Linked DNA regions of Homo sapiens: regions 1 and 3 are each linked to region 2. A link is a loop called in an ENCODE intact Hi-C map of the cell type or tissue named here. Cell type or tissue: PC-9. All regions are shown on one strand. Each heading gives the region's core, and the rest is flanking DNA. Links, peaks and the distances in the headings are about the cores only. Region 1 overlaps RSRC1 (arginine and serine rich coiled-coil 1). Region 2 has its middle 9.0 kb from the start of MFSD1. Region 3 has its middle 110 kb from the start of VEPH1.

Evidence for each region. Peaks named below come from ENCODE experiments on the same cell type or tissue, not always from the same donor. Only the 100,000 strongest peaks of a DNase experiment are listed, where the experiment ranks them.
Region 1: it touches region 2 in a loop (21-fold over the local background); 37 of 110 quality-filtered maps call a loop at or near these places.
Region 3: a loop joins it to region 2, with 8 times the contacts of the local background. A loop is called at or near these places in 13 of 110 quality-filtered maps.

What each region holds. Positions count from the first base shown.
Region 1 is chr3:158,537,224-158,542,641 of GRCh38, forward strand. All of the region lies in intron 8 of RSRC1 (arginine and serine rich coiled-coil 1), which reads left to right. Among named protein-coding and RNA genes, the nearest start is that of UC.134, 13 kb to the left of the region's middle. RefSeq lists a silencer at 5,137-5,354. In PC-9, for the core only: CTCF peaks have their summits at 2,382 (motif pointing right) and 2,586; no DNase peak of the experiment used is centred there.
Region 2 is chr3:158,790,362-158,795,693 of GRCh38, forward strand. No RefSeq gene overlaps it. Among named protein-coding and RNA genes, the nearest start is that of MFSD1, 9.0 kb to the right of the region's middle. In PC-9, for the core only: CTCF peaks have their summits at 1,163 (motif pointing left) and 1,368; a DNase peak (open chromatin) is centred at 1,160; H3K4me3 peaks cover 876 bases; H3K27ac peaks cover 546 bases.
Region 3 is chr3:157,615,666-157,621,083 of GRCh38, forward strand. No RefSeq gene overlaps it. Among named protein-coding and RNA genes, the nearest start is that of VEPH1, 110 kb to the left of the region's middle. In PC-9, for the core only: CTCF peaks have their summits at 2,648 (motif pointing right) and 2,853; a DNase peak (open chromatin) is centred at 2,576.

The sequences.
Region 1 (5,418 bases), core at 1,098-3,597, 250 kb before region 2:
GTAAACCTTTGGATTCTACCTGAAGAGATGCTTTATTAATGGATTTTACTTAAATGTGTTTCTTCTAATAGATGAAGTGAAGCAAGAGAGTGTCAGCCATGTTGCTGAGAGAGAGAAAACAAATCAGGGAGACTCAGTCACTTTAATACAAGTTTAATTTGTATAAAAAATGCTATAAAATGTGTCAGATGTCATTTTTATTTTTAAATTCACCAAGAATACTAAGTAATATGTCAACAAGATAGTTCTATAACAGTAATGCACATTTCTTAACATACATGGTTTTCTTTTCAAATGTGTACATCTACTTTTTGAATTGACATTGCTAGAGAAAAGTTAGAAAAGGGCTTTAATAATAAAAACTAATACCCATATTGTCACATATATCTTCATTCTTTGCCCAGATGATTATCACTTATTTGGCTGTGGTAAAGGAGCTTTGATTGACATTTTACTTCCATTGAATATTTTATTCTTTCATTCATTAGTAGGACTGCTTTTAGGAATTAGGTTTCTATAGTAGGAAAAGGCATTCTAGGAAATACATGTATTCTTTAATAACATTCATATAATGAAAATATGGTTATAATTAACACTCTAAAATATTCTACATCCATAAATTGTATTAATGGCTGTATAATATCCTGTTGATGTCTCCTGATGGTTATTTTTCCTCTGTTATCAAATAAGTAGTTTTAACTTCAGAGATTTTAAGTACATGTTTATTATCTTTTTAAAATAAAATTTTAAGATGGAATTACTTGTTAAAGGCTAACATTGTTTTAATACATGTTTCCAAGTCACCCTCTGAAAATATTCTACCAATTCAAATTCCACCCAAAAGTTCAAAGAGATATCTGCCTCCCACAGATATCTTGGTTAACACCAAATCCTATCGGGTTTCTCATGTTTACTGACCTAATAGGTAAAAATTGGCCTGTTTCCATTAGCACTTCTTTTGTTATTAGTGAGATTAAAGTCTTTTCAATTACCATATACTTTTTAAAATAATTTATTCAGGAGAGATATATTGAGCATATACTACATGTTAGGCATAGGACCAGATAGCCCTGGATAATCTGTGGTCCTTGCGTTGCCATTTTGTTGATTTCCTTTGAACTTTTGATAGTTTGCCACCACAACTCCTAAAAAAATGGGGCTGTGAAATAGACATTCATAAATGTAGTTGCCCATTTTATTTAATCTTATTCTTACATATTATCAGGCCATTCATATATCCTAATGGAATTACTATGATTTATTTTAAAACTTGCTTTCCTAATATTTGTTTGTGAAGTTTACCCTGACATCCCAGTTTTTATTGGACTCTCTTATGATAAACTAGCATTTTCATTCTGTAGAAATGCTTATTCTTCCACAGTCAATACACTGGGTTTTCTACTAAACAACTCTTTCTCACTTGGTACTAATTGTTAATTTTTCCCTTTAAACTTATTTTCAAGTCAACGCCTCCAAGAAAGCATGCATTGAAAGGTAGGAAGTGGTGCTAACAGGAGAATATGCTATAAAGCTTCATAAGGTGGCATTTATCTTGGTGAATATACAGTAGTCTGAAGTCTTACTGGACTTTTATTAGTCACTACACTTCAAAATGATCAGAAGATCAGTGATAGTCTAACAATGAATAAATTCACACTTGACTGAAATATAGAACAAAGGGACAGTTTATTACTTTAGAAAGTGATATCCCTTCCTAGATTCTAAAATATCTATATCTGCAATATAAGGCAAGGATTCAGGATGCCCAAGAAGCTGAATTATTAATGAGGAGATTACTTAGCAAAAGGAGGTAAATTATCTTGTGGACCCTTTTATCCAGATCATGGAAGGATATGATGGACTATCCCTAATGCATAGCAAGGATTTAACTCTCTTGAGGACTGAGTTACCCATGATCCTAGTTTCAACATATTTTTCTCCTGGACAGTTTTATACACTTTGATATAAAGTTTGTATCCCTAAAAAAAGGCTTTTGTATGCTGGCCACCCCTTCAGTTGGTACCGTATTTGTTTAGCTGTGTTAATTCCACTAATTAAGCTAGGGAGCTTTTACCAGAAAAGTGGCTATTACCAGTGACATGCTAGACATTGTGTCTCCTGCAACACATATTGATTTAACTAGTTTTACTCTCTGAAATCGTATTTCTTTTGTCTGAGTAAATAGAGAATCTGATAGTCCCTGATATATCATTGAGGAACCAAGATGCAGCTTGTTTTCAAACTTAGTATGAGTTATTCAACCCTAATGTTGTTGTATCTGGCAGATACCCACCTGTGTTCAAAAGAAGGGTAAATACCCCTATGCAGCATGGTCTTTTGGCCTACTTGGAAGTAGATTTTAGTACTAATTTTTACAAACTAAACCACCAGGTGGCAGCGCTACTCAAAGCCATATATTTCATAGTAGCCATTTTGAGGTTTTGTTTTATAGTCAAGGGAAAATTTTATCTTACAGTTTTTCTCACTTAAATAAAGAAGCAATTAGTGGTTCTCTCTACAAATTTTTAATTGCCCGTTATTAAACAATAACTTCCATGCTCTGATCTAACCTCTGAGAGCTTCACCTTCTATTATGTGTAAGTACTTCTCAAAGAAATCTTAATGTACTGTGTACGTAAAAACAAGATGAGATTGCTTGGTTTATATGGTAGAATCTTATCTCTGCTACCTGAAGAGGTGGTATCCACATCTTTGATAACTAGAATAATAGCACTGCACATATTTTTAAGGCAGTTTAACATGAAAAGTGTCTCCTAGCTAAGCCCTATCATGCCATGGCTAAGATACGCAGAATGATATGCTCTTACAGTCCCCGTAAGGCAGTATAGACTACCAAAAATCAATGTCTTGAACCTCTTGGATTAGCGTATTTCCCACTTGCACTTGTGCAGAATATTGGGCTTTTTAAATGTTCTCAGTTGTGTAAAGGGTCAGTATAATATCACTTAGGGCCACAAACCATCTAGGCACAGTGTGTTGGAGACATACAAATGTTTGAGACTTGGCAAAAAAAATTGCTGACACCAAAATATGAGAATAAAGCTGCCAAAACAAATTGAATAAATATTTATTTAAATGTCTATAAAAGTTAATATTATCATTAACACTGGCATCATTGTTAGATTTAGTAGTCATAAGCATCTTAACATTTGAAAATAATTTATAGATTTCTCTTACTTTGTAAGAATTCCTAAACATACATGACTGCCCAGATATCTATCCCTCAGATATCTACCCCTTTTGTCCATGAGGGAATAAATCTGTCCTATGAATGCTGATCAGCTTCCATTAGAATAAAAATTAGAGTATTTTAATTGAATAAAACACATGCCTTAAAAAAAAAAAGTGGATCTTGATATCATCATCCCCAAAATAGCTCATAACTTGTCTCCTCTTCACAATCCACAGCCACCATTTAAATCCACATCATCATCTCATTCTTTAACTTTTATAGTAGCCCTCTGGTTGTTCTTCCTGATTTTCCTTTTGCATTTATCTAGTCCAGGACCCATTCAGCAGCCAAAACAATATTTTTCAAGAATAATTAGACTTTACTGACCATCTGACCATTACAGAATAACTGGTACCAAATTTGCCCTCCCACCATAAACAGCTATAGAACTTGACAAGATGTGTAAGACATTGTTTTCAGGAATGTAACAATAGGCAGCTCAGGAGGGTGATCCTTTGGAGAAGGGAAATAAAAGGTGAGCCCCACAGTTACCCAGCTTTCTGTATGAGGGCACTTTCCTGCTGTGGTGCTGGGAAGTGATACCCATGCAGAGTGGTGATGTGGCTGTGTTAAGGAAGAAATACCCCAAGTTCTGGCCTGCAGTGTCTCACTGTCTTTTTGCTCACTATACACCAGCCCCTCTGGCCTTTTTTCTGATCTTCAAAGACACCAAGCCCTTCTCTCTCAGGATCTTTGTCTTTTCCCTCTGGCCAGAGAACCATTCTTCCTTTTCACCTGCCTGGCTCCTTCTAAGTCTTCAGGGCTTAAATTTCACCTCCTAGAGAAGCCATCTCTAGCCACCCAATCTAAAGTAGATGTTTTTCCCTTCCTGATCCCCATCATTCTTTGTCAGCACCTTGTATAGTCCTTTATAGCACATACTACAATTTGTGATTATGCATTATTTTGGAATTTATTTGTTTATAATCTGTCAACTCCATTAGCAACATATAATTGCCACTTGGGACAGGAACCATATCTATTTGATTCTGCCTGTGTACCCAGTGCTTAGCAATTAGTAGTGCTCAATAAATACTGGTTAAATAAATGGATCTCCAACTCTAAAACAAATTAACCTAAGAACAGTTTAATTCATGCATATTTTATCCTCTGTATATTTTTCTTAGTGACATCTGTTTTTGGCTTTGTTCAGAGAAGTGAAATGTTCAGAATTATAGATAAGTTAAAATAAATGGAAATTGAAAAACAATAGGTGTGGAACAAATGGGTATAAAAAAGGCTACATAACAATCTCCTATTCATCTTGTTTTTTTTTAATTTTACTTTTTAATTTCAGCTTCTGATCTAATCCATTTCATATTATCCCTGTAACCTTACTGCTAATCAGTCACTCCTTGGCCTTCTTTCTTAGGGAAGAAGCTACTGAAATGTAACTAAGTAAGCACTACTCTGCTGGCTCCTTCAAGGCAGAAACAATGATTTATTAGTTGTATCCCCAGCACTTGGTACAGTGTATCGCACCTGGTGAATACTCAGTAAAGGTGGAATAAATTGGGAGTCTATGGTTTGCATGATGGTATAAGAAATCCTAGAGTTTTATTTTTTGCCAAAGATACATCGTACCTTTTTTTCAAACTTTTATATATATATTTTAATATTTTAAGTAGCTCCGAGACAACCTTTGAGTTCATCAACTGATGAATGGATAAATAAAATGTGGTAGATCCATACAATGGGACATTATTTAGCAATAAAGAATAATGAAGTACTGATACATGCTGCAACATGGATGAACCTTAAAAACATTATGTGGCTGGGCACGGTGGCTCACGCCTGTAATCCTAGCACTTTGGGAGGCCAAGGCGGGCTGATCACTTGAGGACAGGAGTTCGAGATCACCCTGGCCAACATGGCAAGACACCGTCTCTACTGAAAATACAAAAATTAGCCGAGTGTGCATGGTGGTGTGCACCTGTAATCCCAGATACTCGGGAGGCTGAAGCAGGAGAATCACTTGAACCTAGGAGGTAGAGGTTGCAGTGAGCCAAGATTGTGCCACTGCACTCCCACCTGGGTGACAGAGTAAGACTCTGTCTCAAAAGAAAAAATTATGCTAAATGAAAGAACCAGTCATGAAAGACCACATATTGTATGATTCCTTTTATCTGAAATGTCTAGAATAGGCAAATCCATAGAGAAAGAAG
Region 2 (5,332 bases), core at 1-2,500:
GTGAAATGCTACAACCCTTTAAAAGGAAATTTGGCAATACCTAACAAAACCATATATGCATTTATCCTTTGGTTCAGCAATTCCACTTTAGCCTGAAGACACACTTCCACCAACATAAAAATATATATTTACAAGATTGCTTATTGCAACATGAATTGGCAATCACAAAATATTGGTAACCTACTAAATACACAAATATAGAAGGGTGGTTGAAGAAACTATAGTATTAATACATACACACAATGCAGTACCATGCAGGTGTAAGAAAGAGAACAAGGAAAACCTGTATGAACTGATATGGTGAAATTCTCAGGACATATTGTTGGGCAGACAGAGAGATAACTTTTAACAGCTGACATCCATATCAGTGCTGTTTTTTGACCTAATCCAGTCATCATTTAAGTTTTTAGTACTAGAAATTTCAGGTGAATCAGGAATGGTAGAGGTGGGTGGGGAAGGTATTTTGAGCCAGGTACAACATCTATCTTTGGCTTCCACATGCCAGCCGTTCCTACATATTAATGTAGTCTATTTGGGGACTCGGGGGTCAGGTCACTTATCTGATGTGTATATACATAGATGGATAGATAAGAGACCCAAAGCAGATAATAAATACATGTGTTTGGGTTTAAGGTATATGAATTGAACCAGACACGGACTCTGCCATCTTGCAATATTCACAGACAAGTCATGCTTGAGTCTGGTAATTTCATTCACTCCAAGATTTCACACTGATCTGTTCACATGGGTGTGTGTTGATTTACATTTCTGCCTTATTTTCAGTAGTCCCTCATTGGCCTGAAAGGCTGAGTTGGTATCGTGTGGGAAAACCCTACTACTTTCCAAATTGTAAAATTTGTCCTGCTTCTGTAGAGTAATGCTCACGTTTCCCTTACCATTGCTTTTATCCCAGTGGGCTTATTTTTATTTTTTATTTTTCTTATCTTGTTCTCTTTCCTCTTCTCACTTTGAATTTCAAAGTTATCTTTGTTGCATTTATTTATTCTATTAAGATGTAGGGGCTCGTAAAAATTTCCATTAAAAAAACAGAAAGCAAAAAACAGTAGACTGGCACAGAAGAAGCCACGTGTGCTGCGTAACTGGAGGAAAAACCGTTTTTTCCTGAGATGTCTCTCTGACGCCATCTACTGACAAAGCTGAACATCATGCCAGCTGGCAAAGGAAAAATATTTTAAACAGTCTGAAAAGAATGAACTCGGACCCGAGACAGTAAATTCATAACCTGCAAGGGAAGTGCTCATATATACTTCACATAGCAATTCCTTCAACAGGTTAGTTAATTTTTTCATAAAATATGTTCTCATCTTTTGTCTTTCTCCTTCTCAATATGTAATTCACAAGTATGTGCACATTATTTTTTATTATTTATTTATTTATTTATTTGAGATGGATTTTCACTCTTGTTGCCCGGGCTGGAGTGCAATGGTGCAATCTCAGCTCACTGCAGCCTCTGCCTCCTGGGTTCAAGAGATTCTCCTGCCTCAGCAACCCAAGTAGCTGGGATTACAGGCATGCACCACCACACCTGGCTAATTTTGTATTTTTTTAGTAGAAATGGAGTTTCACCATGTTGGCCAGGCTAGTCTCAAACTCTTGACTTCAGGTGATCCACCTGCCTCAGCCTCCCAAAGTGCTGGGATTGCAGGTGTGAGGCACAGAGCCCAGCTGCACATTATTTTTTACTGCTTAATTTCTATATATTTTTTCTTGTACCAAGCTAGAGGGATCCTTTAACATTTTTTTCAATTAGAAGAATATACTATCACCTGTTCTTTCCTGACTCCCTTCACTTCTTGTGAGGAAGGAAAAATACAGCGAGTATGTTTTTACAATTGAAGACAAATAAATGTATAGATAGGTAGACGTATGGATGAATACATAGTTGGATACATACACAAAGAGAAAGAAAATAGAAACAGATTAAGAGAAGAATGCATGAACAAACAAAACATAGAGGCATACATTTATCAAAAATTGAATACTGTAGGACATAAATGTATTCATTGGCATTCGAAATTTGGGGCATTTTAGGATCACATTTCATCCAAGGCGTGGTACCTGTCTTTGTTCCCAACCCGCGAGTCCCTCTCCTCTTGATCCTAACATACCAGTTTAGTATCTTTGGGGGTAGATCATTTATCTCTATTTAATTAGTTTTCAAAACAGATGATAAGAATGTGCCTGTCTGGAGGTCTGTATAAAAGGAACTTTTTTTACTGTCTAATCTTTGTTCAGTCGTTAATTTGTATTGAAATTCCAGGGAATTATTTATTCTGCTCCTTCAGAACTCAAGTTTGCTATAAACAAATGAGGAAAACAGCAAATTATTTCCTTGGAACTGAATAAAAATAAATGTAAATGATTCCTACGCGTTTTGATGTACAAAAGTAGTCCTACCTTATCCATGGTTTTGGTTATCTGCAGTCAACCTCAGTTCAGAAGAATGAAATGGAAAATTCCAGAAGCAAATAATTCATACGTTTTAAATTACATGCCATACCGCGTATCATCATGATTTCCCAGTATGAAATCATCCCTTTGCCCAGTGCATCCACTGTTTCCACACTCCCCGCCAGTGAGTCACTTGGTAGCTGTCTCAGTTATCAGATCAACTGTTGCAGCATCGTAGTGCTTGTGTTCAAGTAATCCTTATTTTAATAAAAATGCCTCCAAAGTGCAAGAGTAGAGATGATGGCAATTCGGATATGTGAAAAAGAAGCCATAAAGTGTTTCCTTTAAGTGAAAAGGTGAAAGTCTTCGACTTAATAAGGAAAGAAAAAAAATCGTATGCTGGGGTTGCTAAGATCTATGATAAGAATGAATCTTCTCTTTGTGAAATTGTGAAGAAGAAAAAAGAAATTCATGCTAGTTTTGCTGTTGCATCTCAAACTGCAAAAATTATGGCCATCCATTGTGTGCCAAGTGCTTAGTTAAATGGAAAAGGTATTACATTTATTGGTGGAAGACATGAAGAGAAAATGTGTTCTGATTGATGGCAATGTTAGGCCAAAAAGCATTCAGCTACATGAAGACTTCAGCAAGGGATCCCCTAAAACTAGTGACATCAAGCCATTTACTGCAAGTAAGGGATGGTTAAACGGATTCAGGAGTACAGAAGGTCAATGGTAGCTTATTGCTGTCACAATGACTACATCATTCACCTCACTTCATCTCATCATGTAGGCAGTGTATCATCTTGCATCAACATAAGAAAATATGTACAATACAATATTTGGGAGAGAGGCCACATTCACATAACTCTTTTTACAGTGTATCATTACAGTTGTTCTATGTTATTATTAGTTATTATTGTTAATCTCTTACTATGTTTAATATATAAATTAAACTTTATTATAGGTATGTATGTATAGGAAAAAAAACATAGTTTACATAGGAGTTCGGTACACTCCATGGTTTCAGGCATCTACCTGGGGAGTCTTGGAAAGTGTTCCCCCAGGATAAGGCGGGGGCTAGTGTACAATAAAAAGCAGTATTTATTAAGCACATAAACATTCTTTCAGATCTATTATTCATTTATTTAAATTTGTAAACATTTATAGGGTACAGGTGCAATTCTGTTACATGCATAGATCATGCAGTGGTCAAGTCAGGGCTTTTAAGGGTATTCATCACCCAAATAATGTACATTGTACCCATTAAGTAATTTCTCAGTACAGAATTTCTCACATTCACCCTCCCAACCCTTCACCCTTCTGAGTCTCTACCATCTATCATTCCACTCTCTATGGCCATGTGTTCACATTTTTTAGCAGTCACTTAGGAGTGAGAACATGAACTCCCTAGACCTCTCAGTGGACACTTTCCTGCTATCTTGGCCACTAGTTTTGCCAGTTAGGCTCTAAAATATAAGGACAGCCTTAGACTCCTAGAGTACATATTTTTCTTTTAAAATTGGTACTTCATTTACATAATAATACAAAAACTTTTCATTCCTGTGATTACATAAGTCAGCATAAACTATTTTTCATGAGTCACTATATGGAAGTAAACCAACGTCTAATCCCATGATCCAAATCAACGCAGTTATTTTCACCAGACTTCAAAGGCTGTCTTTGCACATCTTCTATGTAGAGTTGGATGAAGCTAATATAGAAGTTGAGAGAGTCAGAATCTCTTTCTAAGGCCTTTGTATATGATGTTGTTTTTGCCTGAAATGCCCTTACTCTGCCCCTCCAACCCCCACTCCCAGTCTTCTTCATTCTTCAAGATCAAGCTCATTTTTCACTGCTTCTGGGCTCCCAAGCAGAACCAGACACTCCTCTCTTGTCCCATACTAGAAACCTGCACTGCTGGTGGGGAGAGGTGGGGGTGGGGGTAGACCGGGGAGACAAAAGAAGGCATTGAAGGGGTTTACATCTTGGCTTCCAATATGAAGGATGAAGATAAAGAGAATGTTTTGGCTCACACAGCACTCAGGAGTTGTAGGAAGTAAATGCACATGAAGACTGAATCCAGAACTTGGATTTTTAGGAGTTACCCTATTCTCTTTTCTGTCTGTGTGGCTAACTTTGCTCCAGAGGCTGCAACCACCCCCACACCTGTGAAACCAGGCTGGTCAGTCTAGTGACCTTGTGTCCAAGATGATAAAGCCTATACTTACACCCCAAATTGCTTTCACTTTCCCATCACTTGATAATTATAAAATAAGTGCAATTTGTTTGGCTAATAATAGGTCAACACAGTTAGAATGAGCAAGTTCATTGTGGACAGGAACAGGTTTTTCCACAGCAGTAAGCTTCCTTTGTTACACCACTAGGTGGTGTAACGTGCTCCTGATTTAAGGGATTCACTTATTAAGCAGTTTTCAAGCTGGCCCTGTTCTAGATGTTTGAGATACAAAGATGCACAAGACTCTTAGGAGGTCAAAGTGTGGTGTATATAGTTTCAGATTTACAGAAAAGTTGTAAGGCTAGTAAAAAGAGTTCCCACATACCTCTACCCAGACACCTGAAATGGCAACATTTTACCATGTTTGTTTTATTCTCTCTCCATATACATATATATCTAATATATGTACATGTCCTTTGACTTCTAAATATCTCAGTATGTGTTTTCTAAAAACAAGTTCCTCCTCCTCCTCCTCCTCTTCTTCTTCTTCGTCTTCGTCTTCGTCGTCTTCGTCTTCGTCTTTTCTGAATTTTGCTCTTGTTGCCCAGGCTGGGGTGCAATGGCTTGATCTCAGCTCACGGCAACCTCCGCCTCCTGGTTTGAAGCGATTCTCCTGCCTCAGCCTCCCGAGTAGCTGGGATTACAGCTATGCGCCTCCACACCCGGCTAATTTTGTATTTTT
Region 3 (5,418 bases), core at 1,386-3,885, 1.2 Mb before region 2:
CCTACAACATAGGTGGTGTTATTATCTCCATTTGACAATGGAAAAGAAACAACCAATGCACAAAGAGGTGACATGACGCTTCACTCCACCATGGATTGTAGTAAGTCATACCACTTTGCATCTTTCCTTCTAAGGGAGCATGAGTGGGGCCCTAGGCCTCTTCTTTCCCACCCCCTGCCTACTGCAGTGCCTGACACATGGTACCTACTGAGTATATTGGGGTCATTTCAGAAGAGCACAAGAATTCAGCTGCTTATTGTGTTTTCTGGCAATTGGCTATTCTCTCATTTGGTGACTTAGTTTTATATTTCATAGATCAATTCTAGGGTGGACAGAGGAGAGTCGTCTGCCACAGGAGAAGGAAGCATCATGTAGGTTCCTGATGGAGACAGGGAGGAAGGCGGGGGGAATCCTTTCTTCTTCTTTGGGATGGGGGCAGTCACTCCATGTGGCCATCTGTGACCCAGGGCAGCGTATCACTGAATGGCTCCAGTTCTTCAAGCCTGGACAGGATTGGCCATAGTTCTTATGGGAGTGAATGGGTAGGGGAGGGTTAAGAGGAATAAAACAAAAGGTTTGGAACTGGTAACTTTGGTGTATATGTGCATGCGTGCATGCGTGTGTGTGTGTGTGTGTGTGTGTGCTGTGTCACAGAATGAACACTAGAGACTCAGGGCTGATTAACTTCACCAATCATACCCCAGAGAGGGGAAAAGCCAATCTCTCTGTGCCCCAGTGCTTTTGTCTATGGTGGGGGGTACAGGGGGTCATGGCTTCCCATGTGGAGCCCAGGCTTCCTGTCCCAGCTGGCAGTGGAATCTGCATTTCCAAGATCACAGAGACCCAGGCTCAAGCTTGGTGTTGCCACTTATAAGTCAAGTGCCCTCTGGCAAGGAACTCACTCGTTCTGAGCCTCAGTTTGCACCTGTGTTAACACTGGGTAACATACCTGTATTTCAGGGTTGGTGTCAGGGCTGGATGAGACAGCATACACAGACCATGGGCATGAGGCCCAGGCTGGGGCTCAGTGAAGAAGAAGGTGGAGTTTCATCTCAGGCTCCCGCAGTCCATGTGAACCCACGTGGACACTGCTCTATGCATATGTGGTGCTTCTCTGCTATGAAGGCCTCAGCCCCTGGGCCCCCTCAGGCCCAGCTTTCCCCAGCAAGTGTTTCTTCTGCTTCAGGAGAAGCCTGCCTTCAGGGGGGCCAAAGCCACATTGTATGCCCACTGGGTTGTCCTTTGCACGGCTTTAAGAAGCAGGATTCTACTCTGTTTCTGATATCCCATAATAAGAAATGATATATTTTGATACTTCTTTGATTTAATGGGTCTTTAGTATGCATGAGCTAGAATTTTGGAGACCATGACTATAATTTGGGGCTTGTAGGTAAGTACAGGTCGGAGGCTGGACATAATTCACCACCTCTGTGTGTCCTTGGGTCTTCCATGTGTCCCACTCATTCTTTGGCGAAGATTGCTTTAGGATGTTCTATTTGCTTCCTTATCTCCATGCCCATCTTCTGAATTCAGGCAAAGAATAATTCCACTTTAAAAGTTGCTTTAAGAAGCCACACTCCATGGATGAGGAAAATGGAGGTCGAAAGAGATTTAAGTAACACACGCAGGTAATTACAGAGGGTGAGTGGCAGATCCAGAGCAGTGAACAGACCCTGAGTTCCCAGAGTAGAATCTTTTTCAGCTCATGTTGCTATTGGCCTGCATCCGTGAGATGTTCCCGTGTCCATATGCTTTCTATACAATTCAATGTTTTTTCTTCAAATTGACTCATATTTTTATTTCAATAAATTTATCTTAAAGGGAAATTTTATATCATGACTTTATGAAAAGGCGGTATCACTTGCCATTAATAGGAAGTTATTAACTAAAGACAATGCAAAATAGTAAATGAAATTTTAACTGTATATTGTTGCCTGGGCAAAGAAAACATGCTGGAAATCCGTTCTCTTTTATTAGAAAGGATGATTGGCAGGTTTCAGGGATGTTAAAGACCTAAGAGGACAAAACTGAAACTGATTCTGGACCTGATTCCAATGCTATCTAATGTCATCAGTGAGAAGAATTTTTCTCCAATACAATCAGTAGTATAATTCTCACACTTGGAGACCACTGCAGTGGACAATGTAGCCACATCAGATCCCCTTGTTTCTTTAGAGGTCAGCAGACTCCTTATCTTTCCTTGCCCAGCAAGCTCCATCAAGAATATTAAACTTAAAAACAGTTCATAGACATTTTGTTTAGTGACCAAATACCCAATGAACGCCTGACTCCCTTTCATTTTCTCCTGTTGAAGAATACATGTTGAATTTAAGCATACATTTTCATAAATTTTCTTATGGACTATTTTTTCACCTCAGAAACAATGTCAAGGTAATTAAATTTTAAATAATAAGTCAGGGAAGTTGTTCTCAGCAATGGAAAATGCTGTGATTTAAATTGCCAATATACAAATACTTTTAGTTCTTGAAAACCACTGCCAACTGTGCCTGCCGGAAGTTATATGCTCAATAGCTTGCTATGATTGATGCAGGCATTAGTCATTAAAAAAAAAAAAAAAAAAAGGCGAACTAAGTAATTTGCATCCAAAGGATGACATCAGTAACACCATGAACTTGTTGTTCTAGAAACTGACCACTAGATGGAGAACTTGCAATTCAAAAATAAAATAACTCAGCCTCTTCGGTGCAAACATTTTACCAAAGGATCTATTGTACTTACAAACCTGCATCTACACAAGCGAGAAGGTACTACTTGCCCTGAAGATGGTATTCTTTTCTTTTCTACCAGACTTTGATATTCCTCTCCCTCTTTCCTCAGGACAGGTCACTTCTCCCCACAGTCGGTGTTTCTGTGTGAGTTCACCTTTAAAACTTTGAGCATGTCATTATTGTATTCCCAGCCCTGTAACTGAGTAGAAAAATGTGTTCCTTAAGATGTGGTCTCTTTCTTCCCCCTGCCTTGACACTACTCACTCCTGAGCACAAGGGCTTCACATCATCAAGTCTCATTCCTGAATGCGAATCCAGTGCAGCCTGCAAGAGCACCTTGATTTGTAGGAAATTTTTTTCTTCTCCATGAATTACACACCATCTTTATTCTCCGCTATGATAACAGCAGTAAATCCTCTTTAAAGTTTTTTTTTAAAGAAATTCCATATCAATGGAGTGGTTGTTCTTTTACCAACTCTTTAAATATGGCTATAATGAGATATATGAGCCCAGTTCTCAGAGTGAGGACAGGATGTAGGAGTGACACCTTCATGCAATAGGGTCTAAAACAATAGAATACATTGAGATCATTGCAGCAAATCAGTGAGTTTATTTGGAAGTTCTAATTTAGGGCTATCTCTTTCCCCCATGGCTAATGGTGTGTATGTGCATGTGTGCATGCATATGTGTGTGTGTGTGCATATGCGCGCATGTGTGTGCGTGTGTGTGTATTGGTGTGGCATAAAGGGAGAGGGCAGAAGAACTGAAACATTTACTTATTTTCTTTCTATATAAATAGGCACGTGAACAAAATCAAGCACAAAAGAGATTCTTTGTGGCTGGGGTTTCCTGGCTGCAGCCCCAGAACCTAAGAACCCAAAGCTCCATTCCCAAGTGGACTCTCCTAATTTGCTAAATAACCTTGGGCAAGTCATTTAACCTTCCCAAACCTCAGCTTCTCCATCTATAAAGGAGGATGCAGAGCGCTGTCTCTTCCCAGCTTCTCCGGGAAGTTGTGAGGATTAATGATAAGAGAAAGGCAGTCAAGGGTCTGGAGTTTCTTTAAGAAAGGTGCTGCTTACCCTTGGATGAGAGTCCTAAAAATAAAAGAATAAACACCAGCAGTCCAGGCCAAAGTCGCAAGGGCTGTGTGCCTTGTGGTTTCCACATTTTCTATTCCTCAAAGAGGGTTGGCGGGGACCAAACAAAACAAAACACCTAATAAAGCCTTTGTCTGACAAAATTCTCACTGGATTTTTATCCGATTACTCTGTGTCTATAGATGAAATAATTTTTAAACGTCCTGAAAAAACTGAAAGGAAAAAATGTCTCTGCCCAAAGACGCCAGGCATTCCTGCCTAGCCCTTCATCGCATGGAGAGGAAAGAACTCCTCTGACAATTAGCCTTCTATTTTGGTGACAGTAATTATCACCATTAGGGGCTTTGCTTTTGCTCTTATGATGAAATATATATTCATGCTGCAGAGGCTCCAATCTGAGGACTATTTGGGCAGAACCCAAAATGCAAGGAAAGGATCGATTTTAACCTATTTTAAAACATTTGATCTAATTTGATATTTCTAGTTTTCAACGGCTTACAGCAAATAGATGAAAATAAATGTCTTGTCACATGTTGTGCTGTGGACTATGCCTTTCGGTTTTCAAAGACTCCTGAAAACAGGAGGAGAATCCTCTATTAGTGTGTCCGATGCCTCAGGATTTTCCAGCTGTCGTTGTTCAAAGGTCTATCTTTTGGAGCCTGGTGGAATGACCAAGTGGATTATTTGCTCTAAAATTCTGTAAGTGATCTGTTTCTGAGTCTTTTGGCTAAAATAATAAAAAGGGATGGGGCAGAGAGGGAAGCAGCAAGCCCACACAAGTATTTGTGGGTGTATATGCATTCTTGTGCATATTTTCAGGCCAGACATATAATTCTGATTATTTGGAGAGGAGGAGTGCTGCTACTAGCCTCCTTTTGAGAAGTCTAATTCTTGTAATGGCCCACTGCATTCATGAAGGCTTTCGTCTCTAAATAATTAATTTGCCTTTATGCAAGCGTATTTGCCTCTTACAAATCCTAAAACACAACACTGAGGACCCAGGCTCAGCAAACCCGCTTTCAAGCACATAAATAATTGCCTTGGAATAATTAACAATTAACCTTGGTAAAAGGAGAGCTAAACATTAGTATACTATATTAATTCAAAACAGATATTAGCTGTTTGGTGTTAGAAAATGTTATAAACCTATATACAGTTATAAACCTACATGGTCAGTAAGTTTAGTTAGCTGGAATATGTTAACTAGTAGTTTTGATGTAAATATTTAACCCATTTGCTTCAATCTATTTCACAAGCATTTATGCAAACTGGCCTTTTTTTTTTTTTTAAATGAAGGCCCTGAAATCAAGAAGAACTGGGATTGAGACTATAAATGGCTTATCAGGGTTCCTCACTCCACCTGTAGCAAAACTCAGCACAGATGGTCTATGACAATGGATGAACAGCATATTCTTCACATGTAAAGAATTTGGGTGTGAAATACACATAAGCAAAATTTCATCCACTGGGCTGTTGGATTCATGGTGGGGAGGGTTTTTTGTAAAGAAATATACTAAGACAGACCGGGCACAGTGACTCACACCTGTAATCCTAGCTACTCAGGTGGCTGAGGCAGGAGAATCACTTGA